5 separate regions of the Homo sapiens genome follow, and all the other regions are linked to region 4. The links are chromatin contacts, found by Hi-C or POLR2A ChIA-PET in ENCODE. All regions are on one chromosome and are shown on one strand. The core of a region is the stretch at or near the end of the contact, and the rest is flanking DNA. Distances in the headings are between cores, read along the strand shown. Region 1 holds the start of MRPL33 (mitochondrial ribosomal protein L33). Region 2 holds the start of GPN1 (GPN-loop GTPase 1). Region 3 holds the start of AGBL5-AS1 (AGBL5 antisense RNA 1). Region 4 holds the start of TRMT61B (tRNA methyltransferase 61B). Region 5 holds the start of OST4 (oligosaccharyltransferase complex subunit 4, non-catalytic).

Region 1 (3,823 bases), core at 390-2,889, 1.1 Mb before region 4:
TTTTTTTAGAGACAGGGTTTTGCTGTTGCCCAGCATTCTGGTAGCCAAAGACAATAGGGAAATCAACAAGTACACAAGTAATACTATTAATGGCAATAAGTGCTGTAGGAAAACATAAAGAAGAGTAAGGAGAATAGAGTTGGGGGCAGGGGCATGGAGTTTAAGAACTGCTATTTGGCTGGGCTAAAGTTAAAGTGACTTTCTAAGGGACAGAACAAGGACTAGAAATCATGTTCCTTGGCTTCCAGTCTTGTGTTTTCTTATAAATCCTCTAAAGGAAATATAAGAAACCTTATCCTCTTGAACATCTGAAGCTCTTTTTTGCCAATGCAAGGTAAGGAAGGATTTCGGCACCTGGAAGGTACTCAGTAGCTGGAGTCCGGTTATGGGAAGATAAATATCAAGAATGATTAGAAGGAAAAAAAGTATTATAGGTACTAAGGAGAAGGACGGTCTTAATTTAAAAAATTGAATTGTATTGTATGGAGAGCTGATTTTTTTCCTCCTCATCTTCTTTGTGATGGCACAGAGAGCTGAATTTTCTTTAAAACAGTTTTATTACTTTTTTTTTTTTTTTTTTTTGAGACGGAGTCTCACTTTGTCGCCCAGGCTGGAGTGCAGTGGCGCTATCTCGGCTCACTGCAACCTCCGCCTCCCGGGTTCAGCTAATTTTTGTATTTTTAGTACAGGCGGGATTCCGCGACGTTGGCCAGGCTGGTCTCAAACTCGTGACCTCAAGTGATCTGCCTGCCTCAGCCTCCCAAAGGGCTGGGATTACAGGCGTGAGCCATGCGATTAAATCTTATTTCACATCTGTAAGACTTCATATGTAGATACAAATCACGGATTAGGAAAAAAATCCAAAAGTCCTGATTATTAGTTGCGAAATGAGGTTACTGACGAGGTCCTTGGTGTTAGAGGAGCCCAGGTTCCTTACAGAGCCATGAAAAATTAATGATTGCAAACTGGTAGGTCCCAATGTCTACTGGGAAAGGCATGAGTCTTTGGAGTCAGATAAAATCTAGGTTTAAATTCTTACTCTGCCACCTGGTAGTTCTGTGATATTAGGCACGTGATGTGAATGCTCTCAATCTGTTATTTGGCTTCTATGTCAGGAACTGTGCTAGGTGTTTGGATACAGAAGTTTGAGATGCAAAGGGTCCTGCCCTCCTAGAGATTGGGATAACTAAGGAAAGGTGGGGTTCTTAATGCCGAAGGGACTCAGAAGAGTGAGAGTAAGGCTTAACCAGGCGGAGAGGGAGTTGGGTCGGGGGAGGCAACATTTTAAGAAAATATGCGAGGGGCTGATACGCTGGAGCGGCCGAAGTACAATACACAGTTGTTCTTGTGGGTCTAATGCAGGTGGTTGCGATTATTTCGTGAAACAAATATGGAAAGCACCTAACGCTGAAAGCACTTGACCCAGAAATAGGAGTCAGGGCCGGGGCGCGAACCCTGAGCTGTAAATCCCTTTCCAGAATGATGAGGATTCCAACCTCCAGCACGACAAAAGCAAAACACACTCGCTCTGAGAAACCGAGGAACGAGCCAGACGACTGGAGGCAGGTTCCAGGCGGGGGGCGTGGCCTCGGGCGACTGCCGGATGTCCTCTTCCAGAACCGGGCCGTGCCCCGGAAGCAGTTGTTGTTGGTTGGGGGCCTTTTGGCCGGTGACGGAGACTGCCCAGGTGTGGTCACCATGTTCCTCTCCGCGGTCTTCTGTAAGTGGGGCTGGAGACGCCGGTAGGGGTTACGGCGAGGGTTAGGGGGCCGTGACAGGCAGGGCCCCGGAATGATGCGGGGAAGGATGTGCGAACAGGACGGGAAGCTGCAGCTGCGTACTTTTCCAGGCCTTCAGGACCACAGCGTCCGGCATGCCCCGCGGCGCGCCTCCCTGCGCGGACCTGTGGGTGCCTGAGAAGGGGTCTGCGGTGTCTGGATTCAATTGCCGTCCTCACGGACCGTTGAGTCTGGCTGTGGGGCGTTTTTCTCCAGCCCGTGTTAGGAGAATCTTTGTCCGAAGGACCTCAGAATTTGCAGCCCACCTATTTCGAACTCTAAAAATAAGGAAACCGCTCCCGAGAGGGGCAATGAATTGCCTGAGTAATGCGGCAGGGCAGTTAAAGAAGTCCTCGGGCTCCCGAGTCAGTGCTCTTCTTTACCCTTGGCTGACTTCCCAGTTAGATTTAGTATCTGGTTTTCACCACATGTGATGGTTGTTGTAATTTGCAAAGGTTAAACTTGTCAAACAAGAAGCTTGCTGCAGCGCGAATACTTGCACCTTAGAAGAGGGAAAAAATGGAGCAGGTATTACTTTAGAAAGATTTAAAAGGTAGCCAGTCCAACAGTCATGAAATTATGCAAAATATTAAATCTAGAATTGTGTTGGTCTGATTGGATCTTTTAACCTTCCTTCTATAAAATCCTAAGGGGATCCCTAATAGATAGGGAATAGTTACTTGAGTGACACCTCATGGCATATTTCATAAGTTAAATATTTTTGGTTATTACTGATATTTATATGAACTTTGCATAAGAAAGAGAATACATTTATATTTTTATTTTCTTTTCCAACCCTTCCTGTCTACAAAAAAGTTGCCAAGAGCAAGTCAAAGTAAGTAAAGATTTTTCCTTTTTTAAACGTCACTTGTTTATGTTGGATTTGTTAGTCTAGCTGCTCCCAGTACATCCTTATATGAAATTAAGCATTGGGCCTTGATTTCCTAAGAGTTGGTTTGTGGATTACTTAGTTGATTATTTTTTCTTTATGAACTCTTTCAAAAATATTTTCCCTCCTGCTGAACTGAGCTACTTCTGTGAGCATTGAAATACTTGAAGGAACCTTTGCTGCTTTTCTAGTCCCAGGATTTGTGAGCTCACTGTCTGTTTCTAAACAAACCATTGGGCTGTGCTGTATTTGGACTACCACCATATTTCCATTTCCTCAAATCGAGGACCAGGGGCCATGTGTCTGGAGCTCACTACGGGAATCCAGAAGAACAAACTCTGCTTTGATTAAATCATAGTCTGTTTTAATGAGTTTTGTAATCCTTTGCATTCATGGTATAAGCATTTCAAAAATAGCCAAGATTAAAGATTCCATGCTGTACCAGAGAGACTAGAACTACCAAACTTGTATTTCAAAATAAATGTTGTAGACAATAACAGAAGATTTTGTGGTAAAAATAGGGAGGTTCTAAAGCAGCTTTTCCTTGCAACTCAAGACATTGAAAATCCTTAAAGCTAGTCTTTTGGATTAACGTTAATGAAAAACATGTATGTTAGCGCTTTCCCTCCCAGTATCTTTCAGTGATTCACGTAGCTTTCGCCACAGTCCAGTTATTTATGTCAAAATTCCCTGCCCCAGGGATCTATAGGAATCTCTTGCCTTTGGTTTCTGTAGAGGTATATTCTGACTCTCGTTCTTTCTACCCTTGTGACATATTTCATATATGTCTTGCCTGATTGACCTCATGTACCAACTCACCTTCCATACAGTACTGTTAGCTCCTAGAGGACATAGACATAGACTTGTAGAGCTTTGTATTTCCCAGAGTGCCTTCCACAGAGTAAGTGCTTAATATTTGTTGAATCTGTGTTGAATAATTATTGTCTATCTTAATTACAAACAAATACTGTATGCCTCTTATGAGGCACTGTGCTGAATGTTGAAAGCAATGCAGTGGTGTGTAATATAGTCTTAGATGCTTCCAGGTTGTTTTGGAATTACATGAGAAATAAAATAACATGGTCTACATGGGGAGACAAGACACATGAAAAAATAACAAACAGTACAGGTATTAAAAGATCTGGTGAGGCAAACA
Region 2 (3,764 bases), core at 132-2,631, 1.2 Mb before region 4:
GTCAGGTATTCCAGAAAGAATCTGTTTTCAGCCTGGACAAGTAACTTTTCTCGGTGTAGCTCCCTGGATTCCTCCAGTAGCTGTTTCCGCTGGGTTTGAGCTTGTTTTATATGCTTGTTCAGATCCGTCATTTCCGCCACTATCTTTTCTTTAAGCCTTGTCTCTACCTTTGTTAGCTTCTCTGGCTTGACAAAATTATTTATTAGACTATGATACGGTGGAAGGAGCCTTCTGGGGCCCTCAGCAAACCTGAAAGAACAAACGAGACATTCCTCTGTCAGTTAATGAAACTTTAGGAAGTAAGTGCACAACTGTCCTTCATTCATACAAGAGAATATTTCTGAGCACCAGAATGTTCCAGACATTATGCAAGGTGTGGGGAATCCAGCTAGTGGTAAAGGATGAGGAATGTAGCTCGTCATTTACAACGTGCATTCACTACAACCCTGGGAGGTATTACCTCAGTTTTAAAAAAGGAGAAAACAGGTTCAGAGAGTTTAAGTGACTTGCCCATGACTCACACCACTAGCAAGTGGCAGAGCCTGGGTATTAAAGCCAGATCTTATGACTTACTGAACACTGTTTGCAGCTACAAAGGGTCACAGAAACAGACTGGGTGGTCAGGAGTAGAAATAATTTTCTAGGCTCTTTCATCATCTTTCCTGAGTTTCTGAGGGACCTTCAGTGACTGGAGGGGAGGAAGCTCCCCTCCAGTACCTACTTGCACCTGGAATCCAAGCATTCATCCTGAAGGTCACGGCAACTGTGTAGTTCACTGAGGGTGACTGCCAAGGAATGAGCGCTAGCATCAGGAACCTGCGTCTGCAACTCGCGGGAACAATGTGCAAGTGTGGAAAGCTCCCGTAGTTTATTCGTTCGGTGCTCAAAGGGTCTCGGTGCTGCCCAGCAACCCTGGAGACTGCACCCTGCTCCAGTCCCGGCTGGTCCAGCCCTGAACTGTTTAACCGCCTCGGCTACCGAATAAGCCCGAGCAGCCGGTCCTCCAGTGGCTCCGCTCCCCGTTCTCTGTGGGCTCAAAATGACAGGCATGCTCCTCGTTTTCTTGCTGTGTGAGCCCTGCCCTCGGGACCCCATCTCTTCTGGCCTTCCTCCGGGAGACAAAAGCCCTCCCAGGCTGCAGAGATCAGCGCCCTTTTCCTAGCTCCCTTCAGCCTTCCTCTCGCTTGCTCAGCGCCCCCACTTCCTCGCCACTGTCACTAGTTGACTCATCAGCCCTGCCCGACGCTAAGAAGATGCCCTGGCAACCGCCGCGCCCCTCACCCGCTCCTTTCTGACGCTGTGGTGGTTTTCGTTCGCAGCCCAGAACATTGCGGAAGTTTCTCTACCCATGCGGTGTCTCTATGGTCGGGTGGGTGGGGCCAGGAGGAAGATGGCGGCGTCCGCAGCTGCCGCTGAGCTCCAGGCTTCTGGGGGTCCGCGGCACCCAGTGTGTCTGTTGGTGTTGGGAATGGCGGGATCCGGGAAAACCACTTTTGTACAGGTGACGTACACAGCATGGGTGTAGTAGGGGAGCGCAAAAGGTTGCCTCCGGCAGGCGGAAGGCCAGGAAGAAAGGGAGGGAAGAGGATTTGGAGGGTACCGGCGCATGGCTTTCGGGGGCTTCCCATCAACTTTAGTTCCTTCCCCGGCAAAGCCTCCTCGGGCCCTAGCCAGGTTAATTAAGGCTCTCTTCTGCGCACCTTCAGGGCATACTCGGTCCAGCTTACCACGTTGTACAGGAATTGTCTTGCTGATAAAATTGCGTTTCTCGGAGGCAAGTTACAAGTAACTTTAAAGATTAATACAGTGCTAGCACACAGGTTTTGGTGAAGATTTGCCAAATATTTCTTGCACGCCTGTCATGTTCCATTCACTGGGGATATAGCGAAAATGAGGTTGACAAGATTCATTCGTGGGGCCAAATATTTAATGGAGGAGATAGAGAAAACCCACATACGAAGAATCAAAACAAGTAAACAAGTGACTACGAGTAGGGGAAGCTTTGTTAGATGGGTGATGAAGAAAGGTAGCATTTGAACTGAGAGTTGTATCTTGGAGGTGGACATGGTGGATATTTCAGGTAGAAGAAAATCTAAGTGCAATATTCTTAAGGCATGGGTGTTAAAGGAATGGAAGTTCTCTCTTGTCCCCTCTTTGTCTCCTTCCAACCCTCTCCCCATATCTCTGCAGAGGCTCACAGGACACCTGCATGCCCAAGGCACTCCACCGTATGTGATCAACCTGGATCCAGCAGTACATGAAGTTCCCTTTCCTGCCAATATTGGTGAGTAAACCAGTAACATAACTTGTGTGCAGTGCTTTAAAGAGAATGGAAAAGGCCAGGCGTGGTGGCTCACGGCTGTAATCTCAGCACTTTGGGAGGCCGAGGCAGGTAGATCACGAGGTCAGGAGTTCAAGACCAGCCTGGCCAAGATGGTGAAACTCCATCTCTACTAAAAATACAAAAAATTAGCCAGGCACGGTGGCAGGCACCTGTAATTCCAGCTACTCGGGAGGCTGAGGCAGGAGAGTTGCTTGAACCCGGGTGGCAGAGGTTGCAGTGAGCCAAGATCGTGCCACTGCACTCCAGCCTGGTCAATAGAGTGAGACTCTGTAAAGCCTCCAGCCTGCCAGTCTTCAGTGCCTTCTTTTTTCATGTTTTCTAAACTATCTACTTTCATTTCCTTTGGATTTGCTTGCATTCCTAAACAGCTTAGGTTTTTTTTTTTTTTTTTTTTTTTTTAGACAGAGTCTCTGTCACCCAGGCCAGAGTGCAGTGGCGTGATTCACAGGTCACTGCAGCCTCAACATCCCAGGCTCAAGTGATCCTCCCACCTCAGCCTCCTGCCGCTATGCTGGGCTAGTTTTGTTTTGTTTGGAGAGACAAGGCCTCTCTATGTTGCCCAGGCTGGTCTTGAACTCCTGGGCTCAAGTAATCCTCCTGCCTTGGCCTCCCAAAGTGCTGGGATTATAGGTGTGAGCCACTGTGCCCAGCCTAACTCCTTTTAAAAAATCATGTCTGCATTGCCATTGTGTTGCCTTTGTCAGTAATAGGCAATTAGTAAGAAGCATTTTTTCCCCCTTGATTTTTGCCTCCCTTTTTCTAGGCATGTTTAAGTTGCATGAAACTTTGCACTTTGTGGAGACAAAACTCTTTGCCACAACTTTAGAGCTCCTAGCCCTAACATTCTTCATGATTTACTTGGCATTTATTCTTTGTAAGGAAGGAAACCAGTGTGAAAGTGGAGGTGGTAGAAGAGAATGCTGACAGGAGAAGGCTAGAAGGCCAGTTTTACTTTCCTGGTGGTAGGGAATGTGTATGTATTACATTCCAGTTAATTCTTTTTTTTCTCCTCAGATATTCGTGATACTGTAAAGTATAAAGAAGTAATGAAACAGTATCCTTTTCCATCTACTTTGGTCTTGACTCATTCCTGGCTTCTTGTCTGTGTATTTTGTGGCTTGAAAGAGTGTTTTTGCCTTTTCCTTGTGAAATATACAAGCAAAAGGATGGAAGCTGATTGTGGGAGAGGTAGGTGATCAGAAATACTATTTCAGCTTGAGATTTTAGTTTTCTTACCATCTCCCCAGATGGCAGGCTGTTGTAATTAAAGAGCAGAGAGTATGATAGGATAACTGACAGCTACCTGGGTCCCACAAGGTAGTATTTTGCCTTGGAGGATCATCTGTTGGTCACCACCTCTTTAGACTGGGAAACTCAGAAATGAGTGAGTTTAGTTGGATTAACTCTTAGTAAATTGCTG
Region 3 (3,973 bases), core at 463-2,962, 1.8 Mb before region 4:
GTGTTAATTCTTTAAATGTTTGGTAGCATTCACATGGAAGTCTTCTGATCCTGGACTTCTTTCTGTTGAGAGGTTTTTGTTTGTTTGTTCGTTTGTTGAGACGGAGTCTCGCTCTGTCGCCCACGGTGGAGTGCAGTGGCACGATCTCGGCTCACTGCAACCTCCGCCTCCTGGGTTCAAGGGATTCTCCTGCCTCAGCCTCCCAAGTAGCTAGGATTACAGGCATGCGCCACCACGTCCGGCTAATTTTTTATTTTTAGTAGAGAAGGGGTTTCCATGTTGTCCAGGCTGGTGTCGAACTCCTGAACTCAGGTGATTCACCCGCCTCGGCTTCCCGAAATGCTGGGATTACAGGCGTGAGCCACCGCGTGTGGCCTTTTCTTTGAGACAGAGTCTCTCTCTGTCTCCCAGGCTGTTGTGCAGTGGCGCACTCTAGGCTCACTGCAATCCGCCTCCCAAGTTCAAGCGATTCTCCTGCCTCAGGCTCCCGAGTTGCTGGGGATTACCGGAGTGGTAGGAGCTCACTACCACTCCCGGCTGCTTTTTTTTTTTTTTTTTTTTTTGAGACGGAGTTTCGCTCTTGTTGCCTAGGCTGGAGTGGCGCGATCTCGGTTTACTGCAACCTCCGCCTCTCGAGTTCAAGCGATTCTCCCACCTCAGCCTCCGGAGTAGCTGGGATTACAGGCGCGCGCCACCATCCTCTGCTAATTATTTTTGTATGTTAGTAGAGACAGGTTTCACCATGTTGGCCAGGCTGGTCTGCAACTCTTGAACTCCGGGGATCCGCCCACCTCGGCCTTCCAAAGTGCTGGGATTACAGGTGTGAGCCACCACGCCTGGCCATGAATGTGATTTTTTGATATTGAATAATAAAAGCTATGCAGATCTTCTATATTCTTCTATCTAAATGTTGACACAACTTTATATCTAGAAACTTCGGATTTAAAGCTCAGCCCGAGAGAACCCATCAAATGTTGGAGCTGCAAGGGGCTAGAAAGCATCACCAGACCTGGATTCGCGGGCGATGTTGGCTCAAGGTAGCACAGGACGTTGGCCCAGAGCTGGAAATTGAGGCCAGGTCTTCCGGCACACCCACCCCACAGGACGACCAAGCAGGGCTTCACAGAGGAGTTGGGGGTTAGGTTTATTTCTGTTGTTAAAAACCCGGTGAACAAAAGGTTGTGGAAAAAACACATGCAAAAGACAGGCGAAGGTGTGAGCTGGATAGGGACAAAGATGGGGGAACCCGTGGGGTCACTCCTTGACCCCACCCGGGACACCTAGACATCCACAGTGTCGGGGGAGGGGCCCCAGACCAGGCAGAAGACCCTTCCCCGGCCCTGGGGAACCCAAGATTTCCGAGAGTAAGCGGACCTGTGCAAAGACCCACAAGGGAGGCCAGTGGCCTGTGCTGGGCACTGTACAGCCGCCCCGACCCCGACCTCACGTGGGCCTCGGAGGCTGCAGGGACCTACCCGGCCGCGCGCCGCCCACCATCCCAGGTCTACCGCAGGGGAATCCCCCAGGCTTGCGAGCGCTTCCGAGGGCAGGAAAGCCTGTACTGCAGCCCCGCCGCCCTCTCCTGGCGCGTAGCCCTCTCCCCGAGCCCTCGGGCCACGCCGCCAGGCCCGCGATCCCAGGGCGGCCCGGGGGGTTCGGCACAGCCCGATAATGCGCCGCGCCGAAGCCTGCAGCACCCCGCGGTCGCCGTCTCTCTTGCACTGGTCAGGACGAATAGAGCCTGACAAAACCTGAGTTAATTGGCCGAGCGAATGTCGTTCGCGTCAGGAGAGCACGTCCGGAGAAGCCAAGGGAAATGTGGAGCAGGAGCAGCCAAAGTGGCCCATCGGCTCTCGAGCAGGGTTTGCGCGTCGCGGTCGCAAAGCCCCTGTGAGTGCAGGTACCGCGGCACAAGCGCTGCCCCGGAGCTCCAGGAGGCGGCGGCGGGCTCGGCGTTCGCGGTCCAGGAGAAACCACCGCGGGGTGTTGGGAACATTTTGTTAAAAAGCCGGGAAGCTCAGGGCCGGTGTGGCCTCCGTTCTGGCCTGAGAACCCGGACTTTGGGCAGCTTCTTTTCCTTGCCTTTGGGTCTCCGGCTTTCTCAGCTCTGTGAGGTCCCATGGGTCTCCTGCCCTGGCAGGTTCCTTCAGCTGGAGAAAGCGGGGGTCATGGCTGGATGAGGTTGCGGTAAGCATTAGAGGGCTATCAGCAGCATCTTATCGCAGCGGAGCCTTCGATAGCTCAGTTGGTAGAGCGGAGGACTGTAGTGGATAGGGCGTGGCAATCCTTAGGTCGCTGGTTCGATTCCGGCTCGAAGGACTTCGTCTGTAATTTTTAACCTCAATTTAATTCAATTATCCCATAAGGGGAAAGGCTTGGAGGCCTCCTGTGACTTAGCATTCGTACTGCCGTCAGTCCATAGGGAACACCGTAGTATGTAGTATACGGTAACGCTCTTTCTGCGTTCAATGTACATGTGGTAACGTGTTTTAGAATGTTTTCTGCTTAAGCACACGATTATATGCTTGATTTTTAGAATCTTGCACATGGATGCCACTGTATTGTACTCTGCTAAATAAATGTCCTGAACTGTGGTTGATCCACTGGTCAGTGAACAGTGCAGTGAACCTGTAAGGCAAAGGGAAAGAACTAAGCAGCAGGCGGGGGATTAGCTCAAATGGTAGAGCGCTCGCTTAGCATGCGAGAGGTAGCGGGATCGATGCCCGCATCCTCCACTCAGCTTTTGCGTCCGTCACACTACAGAACACAAAACGGGAGGGATTCCCGGCGCAGTGGGCTACGTGTTTCATTTTAGAGACACAAGACTGTTAAGCGATAAGGAGTTTCACACGATGTCTTTTTATTTCGCAGTTGAGTCCCAGTTTCTGCCGCTTTATCTTTCCCGCCTCCCGGCAGGCAGGCCGTTAACCGTCTTCCGGAAGACGCTGCTAGAACCCTCCGGCCGCTCCTGCCCGCCATCGTCCCCGAACGACACTCGCTCAGGTACCCACTAACGTGCGAGGAACCCTGAGAGCTGACCAATGGTAGCGAGCTTTACTGGGCGGGTCGCCAGCTGCAGCCACGGCCAATAGGCGAGAGACTTCTTGTTTCCTGGCAGAGCGGGGTCCCGGCACCGCGGCGCTCGGGTGTTTTTGGGGGCCCGGGTGGAGGGCCCGGGTGCCGGGGCCCAAGGTGCGGCCTCGCTAGCGGGAGAGGGAGCGGGATCACCGGCCCGGAGAGAGGTGAGGGGCTCTGCGCGGACTACGGGCCCCGCCAGCCCCGGCCCCGCCAGCCCCGGCCCCGCCCCCTTCTCTCAGCCCCTTGAGCCCGAGCCCCTCGAAGGCCACCCCGCACCCCGCTCCCGACCTGGCTTACGCGGTCCCGACCCCGCCCAGCTCCGTGGCCTCACCTCTGACTCCTAGGCCCTCCCTGCCTAATCCCCTGCCGCGGGAGCCCGTCTCGACCCCTTCCATGCCTCCCAGTCCCACCCTGCCCAGGGCAAGCCCGCTCGGTGTGACGGTTCCCCGCGAGTCGAGGGTGGAGAAGCCAGCCTCCTTCCCCCGAGTGGGACTCTAGCAGCCCACCTCTTTTAGGGGTGCTGAGAACACCCATTACTCATCCACAGCTACTAGGGTAGCTTTCTCAGGGTGCAGTGCTTACGGGGCGGAGGGGGATGGAAACAGACCCATGCCCTGGCTGGAAGGGAGCTCCAGTCGCTAGGTGAGCCCAGTAGCCTTTGGCTTGGCAGAGGCACCACTGTTATAGTTTTTCTCCATACTAGGCATAAGGTAGGAACAAAAAAGGAAGAACCAGCCCTTCCAGGGCTCAGGGGAGCAACACCAGAATGTCCGCTCAGTACTTGTGAGGACAGAGGCTGGAGAGAGGACTACCCATTTACACTCAGAACCTCGATTCCTCTCTCTGCTCTGTGCTGGAGAGTGCAGAGCCAGAGATCCAGAACGGCCCATCTCTA
Region 4 (3,604 bases), core at 851-3,350:
ATACGGGGTCCCTCATCTGACCCATTGAGGCCACAACAGAAACTCTGCAGCATTCCTCCCTTTGCAAGAACAATTCTCTTCCTAGATCTGTTTACAAGGCAAGCTCTTCCTTATTTAGGTTTCCTATCAAGTGTACCTCCTTGGAGACCATCTCTCCTCACCTGACATAAAGTATGCTCATACCCCAGGTCACCCAAAACAATGTCATTGTTAATATATTTGTCTTCATGACACTTAACACTACTGGAAATGACCTTATTCTTTCATTTACTTGTTTGTTCTTTGTCACCCCTTCTAGAATGTAAGGTCTATGTTGAGGGTGAGGACTGCAGTTCAACACTATACTTCCCTAAACAGTGCCTTGAGTATGGAAGGCAGTCAATTTGCTGAATAAATAACGAATGAATCCTGATCTGGAGAAAGGAGGAGGAGTTGTGTTACACAGGAACATTCTACTCAAGGACTGTGACTAAGGATTGAAATAATCTGCTAGCAATAGATGATTAGCATAAGCTTCAAACTAGGGCTGGGCGCGGTGGCTCCCGCCTGTAATCCCAGCACTGGGAGGCCGAGGTGGGCGGATCACTTGAGGCCACGAGTTGAAGACCAGCCTGGGCAATAAGGCGAAACCCCGTCTCTACAAAAATTAGCCCGGGGTGGTGGTGCATGCCTGTAGTCCCAGGTACTCAGGAGGCTGTGGTGGGAGAATCGCTTGAACCCGGGAGGCAGAGGTTGCAGGGAGCCAAGATCGCAACACTGCACTCCAGCCTGGATGACAGAGTGAGAACTTGTCTTAAAAAAAAGACTGAAACTAGGCTTTAGGCAGTTAACTTTTTAATAAAGAATAGTCATTTTATGTTTGGTGTTGAATGTTAGCTATTGTAATATAAAACTCTATTTCTTCCCTAAAAGGGGAAAAGCACCGTAATGTACCTATTGTTAATATACTCTTGTAACATGATTATTGAATATTAAAATATCATCATAGTAGTACTAAAAAATTGTTCCCTAAGAGTTCAACATTCTCTTGAGTCCTGAAGTTATAAACTTAAGAGTAATGGGGAACAAAATTAGTACTTATTATGTACGTAGTGAGTTCACATCACCCTAACAGAAAGTTGAGCTATTATCCACATTTTACAAATAAGGGACTCGAGACTCCTAAGTTAAAATTAAAATCTAGCCGTTCCCTAATGCTAATTTTCATCATGATATGTAAAAGTTATAACCATTGGTTTATTTTAAAAGCCTGAGTACAATAAAAAATCCAAACGTTCTGAGATGTCTTTGAATACATTAATCAGGACTGAGTACTGCATCTGTCTTTGCCCCTCCTGAAACCAATACACACCTTATCTCCATCGCATTACCTTTGGGAATGTTATGGCAGTCCCTCTTTTCATCAATACTACATAGTCTTCCAAGGCTGGCCTCCTCAGCATGTACTGCTTACCGAAGGAACTCCTCAGTATCTGGCCGGGGAACTTCCCCACGATCTTGCCGAACGGGACTGCCCCCCAGTTACTATTTAAGAGTCCGAAGTTGTTCAACCTAAATAATTTCTTAAATTTTGTTTCTCCCTCCCCAGTCTCAGCTAAAATCAGTTCCCCAGCCTGAAAGGGTCTCTCTCTGGAAGTTGAACAAGAAGGGGAGACGTGACGCTCTTCGACCTCGGTAGCGGACTGGGCCTGCGAGAGCATCGAAGGATCCTCGGATCCCTGGTGTGTGGGACCGCACCGGCCCTGGTCTCCGCTCGAGTCCTCGAGCTCTCGAGGGGATGACTCTTCCCGCAGCGTCGGCAGTCTGAGGTTTTCCAGTGACGAAAGACATCCAGTCCCAATGTCCGAGATGCTCAGAGGGAGAGATGGGCAAGACTCTGCTCCTGGGGCTTTCCTTTGTGCCGCCTCGTGCTCTCTTTCTCCATCTCGCAGGTCTCTAGGCGAGGACCTGCAACACAGTGACCGAGCTCCCTCGAAGGGCTCCTGCCCCAGGCCGTGCAGGAATGAATTGGTTCCGAGCCCCTGCCGCAGGCACAGCAAGACAGGACCGCGGCACCATGCCATTAGCATAGTGTTTCGCGAAGGCGCCGTCGCAGACGAGTGACGCAAGCCTAGCGCGACCCCTTCTTTCCCAGTCGCGCGCATGGCGCAGCAGCCCGATGGCTCTGCAGCTGCGTGGGGCTCTACAGCTCCGCGACTGCGCCTGCGTCGGGGAGGGGGCGGTGCGCTAGGTCAAGCTAGGGCGCGGGAGCAGCGGAGTCCTGGTTGAGTGACCATCCAAGGAATATGTCCTCGCGCGCGGCCGCCGTTTTCCTTTTCGGAATGTGGGTAAAGAATTTACCGCTAACAGACGACCTCCAGGTTCGCTCTTGGACAGCAAGATTGAGAGACAAAACTTAACAAAGCGCTGTGCAAACTGAAATCCCAGGCTTAGCTCGCTTGTGTCTTGAACACGGAAGTCACCTAGTCACCCACAAGATGTATGAGTACAGCTAACCCCCAGATGCATTTGACAGACGGCGTGGGACGCGCCACTTGCTGATTGGCTCTCCTTTCCCAGTTGACCGCGACATCCCCCAGCCCCAACTCCCTTTTGATGGGGCTGTGACCACCTGCCGGTCCCCTCACCCACCCCTCACGCCCGGAGAGTCCGAGGTTGATTCGAGTACTCACTATGTGCTTATGTAACACATGTTTTCATTATTAAAATATAACTAGTTTACCCTCCCAAAACGAAATAGAAGTGTCTTAAAATGGAAACAGGTATCTTTGGAGGCCAGAGTTATTTAGCGTTAAATATCACTAGCCTCCCAGCATTTTGGGAAGCCGACCGAGGCAAGCGGCTCATTTGAGGTCAGGAGTTCGGGACCAGCCTGGCAAATGTGGTGAAACCCCGTCTCTACTAAAAATACAAAAATTAGCTGGGCGTGGAGGCACGCACCTGTAATCCCAGCTACTCGGGAGGCTGAGGCAGGAGAAGCGCTTGAACCCGGGAGGCAGACGTTGCAGTGAGCTGAGATCTCGGCACTGCACTCCAGCCTGGGCGACTGAGCAAAACTCCTCTCGGGGGAAAAAAATTAGTCGGGCGCGATGGTGCACGCCTGTAATACCAGCTACAAGGGAGGCTGAGGCATGAGAATAGCTTGAACCCAGGAGGCGGAGGTTGCAGCGGGCCAAGATCGAGCTACCACTGCACTCCAGCCTGCGCGACACAGCAAAACTCTGTCTCAAAAAAAAAAGAAAAATCGCTAGCCTCTTTGCTGGATATTAGTTGACTGGGCAAAAGTTTATTGAGAGTCTGGCAATACGAGGCACGTTAGACACTCATTTAAGTTTCCAACAATTCTGTGTTAGAAACAAATCCATTTTATGAGTAAAAGAACTGGCCCAGGGAGATTAAATAATTTGGGGAAACCAGGAGTGGTGGCTCACACCTGTAACCCCAACACTTTGGGAGACCCAGGCCAGAGGATTGCTTGAGCCCAGGATTTCAAGACCCACGTGCAACATAATAATAATAAGTTGGTCAAGATGCATAGCTGACAAGTGGCATTGCAGAGTTTCCTATTTAGTCAGTCTGGTTCAGCAGCCCATGCTCTTTGTAC
Region 5 (4,146 bases), core at 1,027-3,526, 1.8 Mb before region 4:
TGCATAGTCATGGACTGAATCCAGGACTTCTCTGGCTATTATCTTGCCTCACCCTCTCAGCTAGAATTCAATGTCCCAGTACCTCTACTGATCCCTATACTACAACACTCTTATGCATGGAAACTCTAGAAGCAAACTAAAAGCAAAAAACTCATGGAAGAATCCAGCCTCTTAGCGCAAACCCTGTCCACACAGGCTAGGCCCAGGTTGGGCCGGGGCTCACCGCCGACTCGCAGAGGGATGAAAGGCTCTTCAGGCCCCACATCCCCTACCCCCCGGACCAGGGAGAGCAGTGAGCTGGAGCTGGGATCCTGCTCTGCTACACCAGGGTGAGCACTTGGGTCCAGTCCCTCACACCACCCCTCACTTCTGTCCCCTCATTCCCATTTCTGTCATTCAGAATAATTTTCTGCTTCCCTACTCCTTTTGAGCACAAAGACTAAATGTACTTCCATTAAGAATCTAGTCCCTGATTTTTTTTTCCCCCACCATGGCCAAGTCTTCAATCCAAAGCAAAAGAAAACAACTTTTAGTCAGGGCCTAAGGTCTAGGAGCTGGCTGGTTCCAGCGTCAAACCACTGTGCAGTAACCAACTTGCCCATCCTTACCCATCTTCATCTCGCTCCACTTCTTTCACTTCCCAGCCCCTGGTTAGCAGAACAGAAGAGGAGGAGAGTTTTCACAGCCCTGATTCCTCTCTCTTTTCTGTTGCAGGCTGCCTCAGGCCAGGCCCCCACGGCCCCGCTCTGCCCCTGCCTTTTCTCCTATATCCTGTAGTCTATCTGACTCCCCATCCTGGAATTGTTACAGCAGGGGTCCCTTGGGCCAACCTGAGGTTTGTTTTGTCCCTAAATCTCCCCCACTGACTGTTTCTCCCCGGGTCTGATAATGCCTTTATGTTCAAGCCCAGGATATAGCCCCAAGATGGGGTAACAGTGGGAAATATGCTAGTTCCCCTCCAGGCCGCTGATTCCATGTGACAGCCGTTAAGTCCTTGGAATGCCAGCCACGCTGTCCAAGGCATTACAGAGTATCACCTTGAGACAGAACAAAACAGGGACCTGCCACCCCTTCCCTCCCTCCGCAGCACAAGATTTTGGGACCACAAAAAAAAGTCTATATTTTTATATTGGGGGGAGGGAGTAGAAAAGCAAGCCCCTATACTGGGCCCTATTCAGTGGCAGCTTCTTGTTCCATAGGATTAAGGAAGACTCTGAGGAAATAAAAGTTGTTTGGAAAAATCCAGGTGTAGTTGCTTTGTATGTTGTGATGGGTAGAAGGGATGAAGTGAAGTGTGAAGGCCCCTCATACCCTCCATCTTGCCTCAGACTATGTCCTGGAACCCTAGAAAAGAGGGGGAAAGACCTGAGGTAAGGAAAATGCTGCAGCTTTCCTCTGGGGAATCCTTCAGGAAGTAACGCCCATCCATGTTCCCTTTATACTTGTGACCCACACTTAAGGCTGGCTCCAAAGCCCCCCCTTCCTTCTCTATAGTTTGGGTCAGCAGCCAACCCCTGGCCTCAGAACATGGAAACAGAATTCTACATCTGTCACCCCCCTCACCAAAAAAAATCTGCCCAAATAAGGCCTAAACAACCTGGGGAAAATGAGGGCTATTTAAGAGCCCAAATCCTCATACTTGGATGGTTCCCTCGGTACCTTCGTTCCTACCGGTGTCAGTGCCTCCTTACAACTATACTCCCAACTTGGGCATCTACCTACTGGAGACTGTGAGGGTTAGGCAACCCACTCCCATTCTAGCAGGGAACAGGTTACGGGGAGAGGACAGCGCGCTCTCTCTCTACTCTGTGCAGACAAAGGGGCCCAGTTCTGGACTGTATCATGCTTGGCCCGACACTTTCTGATTGTAAGTTTCGAACCCTGCTAGCCCTGGCGCGGCCTCGCCACTCAGCTCTGGGGACTGGGCGCTACAGCCCCGGGCCGTTACCTGGGGCGGAGAAAGCGCCACTTTCATTCCTGCTTCTTGGGATTGTTGACGGCCACGTAGTGATAGAGAACGACAAGCAAGAAGAGCGACACGCCCAGCATGTTGGCGAAGATGGCGAGCTGCACGTCCGTGATCATCCTGCGGAGAAGAGAGGGGCTGAGCTGCGGGCTGGCGCACTCCTCGCCCTCGCAAGAACCCGTCCTCGCCCCACGGGCCAGCCACGGCCACGGCCACGGCGGGGCTGGCCCGTGGGACGGCCCCTGCGTGCCTCTGACCTGACCAGTCCGGCTCGGCTCCGACGCCACCAGCGAACAAGCCCGAAGTCAGAGACCTGGACCGGAACTTCGTAGCGCCAGCTCAGGCCCGAACAAGCCGCTTCCGGCGGGGGGCGCGGTCGGGACGGCCTCTCTAGCCCCGCCGTCTCGTCGGCTCCGCGCGGCGCGTTACGGCCGCGGCTGGGGCGGGGCCTCGGGCGCGGCTGCGGTGGGAGGTCCAGCCGTAGGGGGTGGGGCGGGGCTGCGGACGCGCGCCTGGGCCCGGCACCGCACAGCTGGCTGCAGCTGGCGTGGCTCGGGACGCGGCTAGCGAAGCCGTGGTGGCCGCCTCCCCGGAGCCGAGGAGTGGGCTGGGGCGAGGGTGCAGCGGCGGGGCCGGCGGGATACTCCAACCCCCTTCCGGCCCCGGCCCTCAGTACTGCTGCCCACCCTTCGCTTCCCGGCCCGGCCCAACCAGGTGCTTCCTTTGGGTCCTGCCCTCAGTGCCCTCTCCCTGGCCCGGACGGCGGGGACAGGGGTAGGAGGCGTTGTAGAATGGGGACAGGGCTGGTGCTGCCGGGTGCTCCTTTCTCCGGCGCCATCCTTTGTGACCCACATGCAACCAAGTAGAACCATCCTGCCTTTTGTGATCTGACCAGGTTCTGTCTTAGCCGGGCTCCCTCCCTCCACCCTACCCCCCGGAGGTGGGCGTCGGAAATAGGGCGGACCCTCCCGGAATCAAAACCCAAACCGTGGGACTTCGGCCAAGTGGGAAATCACCCCCCGGATGTGGGGGAGGGAGAAGGGGAGGAATGGAGAAGAGGAGGAAGGGCTGGGACAAGCAAGAGGGGTCCTGGGTTCAGGACAGATTAGGTCGCCGAAGAGAACGAAGAGCGGTGGCTGCGGGTAGCCGAGGGTCTCTGGCGAGGGGAGAGGCACCCTGGAACTCTCCAAGCCTCTGCCCAAGCCAGAGCTTTCTCCCCCCTCACTCCATGCTTTCTCTCAGCTTCACCATAAAAGGGAACGGCACTGAGCCAGGCCGGGGCCGGGGGCTGGGCTGTTGCTCTGGAGCTGTCAGGGGTAATGGAAGCCAGTTGCTTTGCGGTAGAGGGGGGCCAGGGCTCAGGGGAGGCCTCTGCTTCTCGGAGCCAAAGAAAACTCTACAGGAGATGCTATGGGCTTGGGACAGGGGACCAGTTTCCCGCCTGTGTGCACTGAGCTGGGGATGCACTATCCCAAAGTAGCCTTCCCGGGCCTGGGACCATCAACAGCTTGTCACCCAAGGGCTTCAGCCCCGTGGCTTCTAAACATAATCCCTGCCTTTAGTAGTCTGTAGTTCCCGTGGCCTCCCCGCACCTCACCACCAGCCCCCACTCAATATTTCCCAGAAGCTTGATATTTAGAAAGCCGAGTCCCCTCCACACAACACTGGTGAAACCCCAGACAGGTACTCCCTTATGCATCCCTCAGTAAGCGGTCTGTTTCCAGCTCCTCTCTGGGAGAGTAAGGGTCTAGGTCTTAAGGATTACACGTCATTATGCTTCATGTCTCCTGGAAATTTGAAGCAGATCCAAGTCCAACCAAACACTTAGGTCTACTGTTGAATCAGAACTAGCCCTCCCTTTTAAAAATAAGCTCTACCTTTAGGCCAGCCCTGGAAGTTAAACTTTCTAGACTGAAAATGACAGGAAAGCAAGCCTTGAAAGTGCTTAAAACCAATTGACCCAGGTGCATAGTATCCTAGACTATCAGAGCCGAAAGGGGCCTTCAAAATCATCTTATGAAGAAAGAAACTGGCCAGGCATGGTGGCTCATACCTGTAATCCTGACATTTTGGGAAGCCAAGGCGGGAGGATCACCTGAGGTCAGGAGTTCGAGACCAGCCTGGCCAATATAGTGAAACCCCATCTCTACTAAAAATACAAAACTTAGCTGGTGGTGCAT

Evidence for each region. A loop is a pair of places that touch in the nucleus more often than their neighbours do. ChIA-PET counts read pairs that join two places held with the same protein, here RNA polymerase II (POLR2A). Pooled maps may share reads with other maps.
Region 1: a loop to region 4 is called in a map of CD4-positive, alpha-beta T cell, with 19 times the contacts of the local background. The contact joins the promoter of MRPL33 here to the promoter of TRMT61B in region 4. A Hi-C loop is called at or near these places in 1 of 168 maps with a recorded cell type or tissue (CD4-positive, alpha-beta T cell) and 7 of 50 pooled maps. POLR2A ChIA-PET finds 5 or more read pairs at or near these places in 2 of 52 experiments (HepG2 and PC-9).
Region 2: a loop to region 4 is called in a pooled map, with 6 times the contacts of the local background. The contact joins the promoter of GPN1 here to the promoter of TRMT61B in region 4. A Hi-C loop is called at or near these places in 5 of 50 pooled maps.
Region 3: a loop to region 4 is called in a pooled map, with 11 times the contacts of the local background. The contact joins the promoter of AGBL5-AS1 here to the promoter of TRMT61B in region 4. A Hi-C loop is called at or near these places in 1 of 37 single-sample maps with no recorded cell type and 6 of 50 pooled maps. POLR2A ChIA-PET finds 5 or more read pairs at or near these places in 1 of 52 experiments (CD4-positive, alpha-beta T cell).
Region 5: a pooled map shows a loop between it and region 4 (5-fold over the local background). The contact joins the promoter of OST4 here to the promoter of TRMT61B in region 4. A Hi-C loop is called at or near these places in 1 of 168 maps with a recorded cell type or tissue (B cell) and 4 of 50 pooled maps. POLR2A ChIA-PET finds 5 or more read pairs at or near these places in 1 of 52 experiments (T-cell).

Annotation. Positions count from the first base shown.
Region 1 is chr2:27,770,080-27,773,902 of GRCh38, forward strand. It overlaps MRPL33 (mitochondrial ribosomal protein L33), which reads left to right and starts at 1,640. Exons shown (of 4, transcript NM_004891.4): 1 at 1,640-1,720; 2 at 2,595-2,613. The coding sequence starts at 1,699. RefSeq lists enhancers at 1,282-1,401, 1,635-2,451, 1,692-1,821.
Region 2 is chr2:27,627,669-27,631,432 of GRCh38, forward strand. GPN1 (GPN-loop GTPase 1) reads left to right here and starts at 1,382. Exons shown (of 14, transcript NM_007266.4): 1 at 1,382-1,501; 2 at 2,191-2,284; 3 at 3,359-3,398. The coding sequence starts at 1,391. CCDC121 (coiled-coil domain containing 121) reads right to left here and starts at 1,344. Exons shown (of 2, transcript NM_024584.5): 1 at 1,282-1,344; 2 at 1-249. The coding sequence starts at 131. RefSeq lists a silencer at 314-608 and enhancers at 1,057-1,116, 1,177-1,486, 1,527-1,626.
Region 3 is chr2:27,048,552-27,052,524 of GRCh38, forward strand. AGBL5-AS1 (AGBL5 antisense RNA 1) reads right to left here and starts at 1,713. Exons shown (of 2, transcript NR_046730.1): 1 at 1,629-1,713; 2 at 1,132-1,453. It overlaps TRY-GTA2-1 (tRNA-Tyr (anticodon GTA) 2-1), which reads left to right and starts at 2,231; the gene lies at 2,231-2,319. TRA-AGC8-1 (tRNA-Ala (anticodon AGC) 8-1) reads left to right here and starts at 2,663; the gene lies at 2,663-2,735. AGBL5 (AGBL carboxypeptidase 5) reads left to right here and starts at 3,117. Exons shown (of 15, transcript NM_021831.6): 1 at 3,117-3,242. RefSeq lists silencers at 1,498-1,707, 2,410-2,704, 3,108-3,547, 3,568-3,617 and enhancers at 1,868-2,157, 2,328-2,557, 2,872-3,371.
Region 4 is chr2:28,868,209-28,871,812 of GRCh38, forward strand. It overlaps TRMT61B (tRNA methyltransferase 61B), which reads right to left and starts at 2,101. Exons shown (of 7, transcript NM_017910.4): 1 at 1,371-2,101. The coding sequence starts at 2,069. RefSeq lists enhancers at 95-610, 611-1,125, 1,755-2,279, 1,894-2,063, 2,294-2,443.
Region 5 is chr2:27,069,378-27,073,523 of GRCh38, forward strand. OST4 (oligosaccharyltransferase complex subunit 4, non-catalytic) reads right to left here and starts at 2,277. Exons shown (of 3, transcript NM_001134693.2): 1 at 2,224-2,277; 2 at 1,949-2,086; 3 at 1,095-1,344. The coding sequence starts at 2,085. The coding sequence ends at 1,972. It overlaps AGBL5 (AGBL carboxypeptidase 5), which reads left to right. Exons shown (of 15, transcript NM_021831.6): 14 at 196-329; 15 at 715-1,241. The coding sequence ends at 886. RefSeq lists enhancers at 1,756-1,995, 3,426-3,485 and a silencer at 2,046-2,745.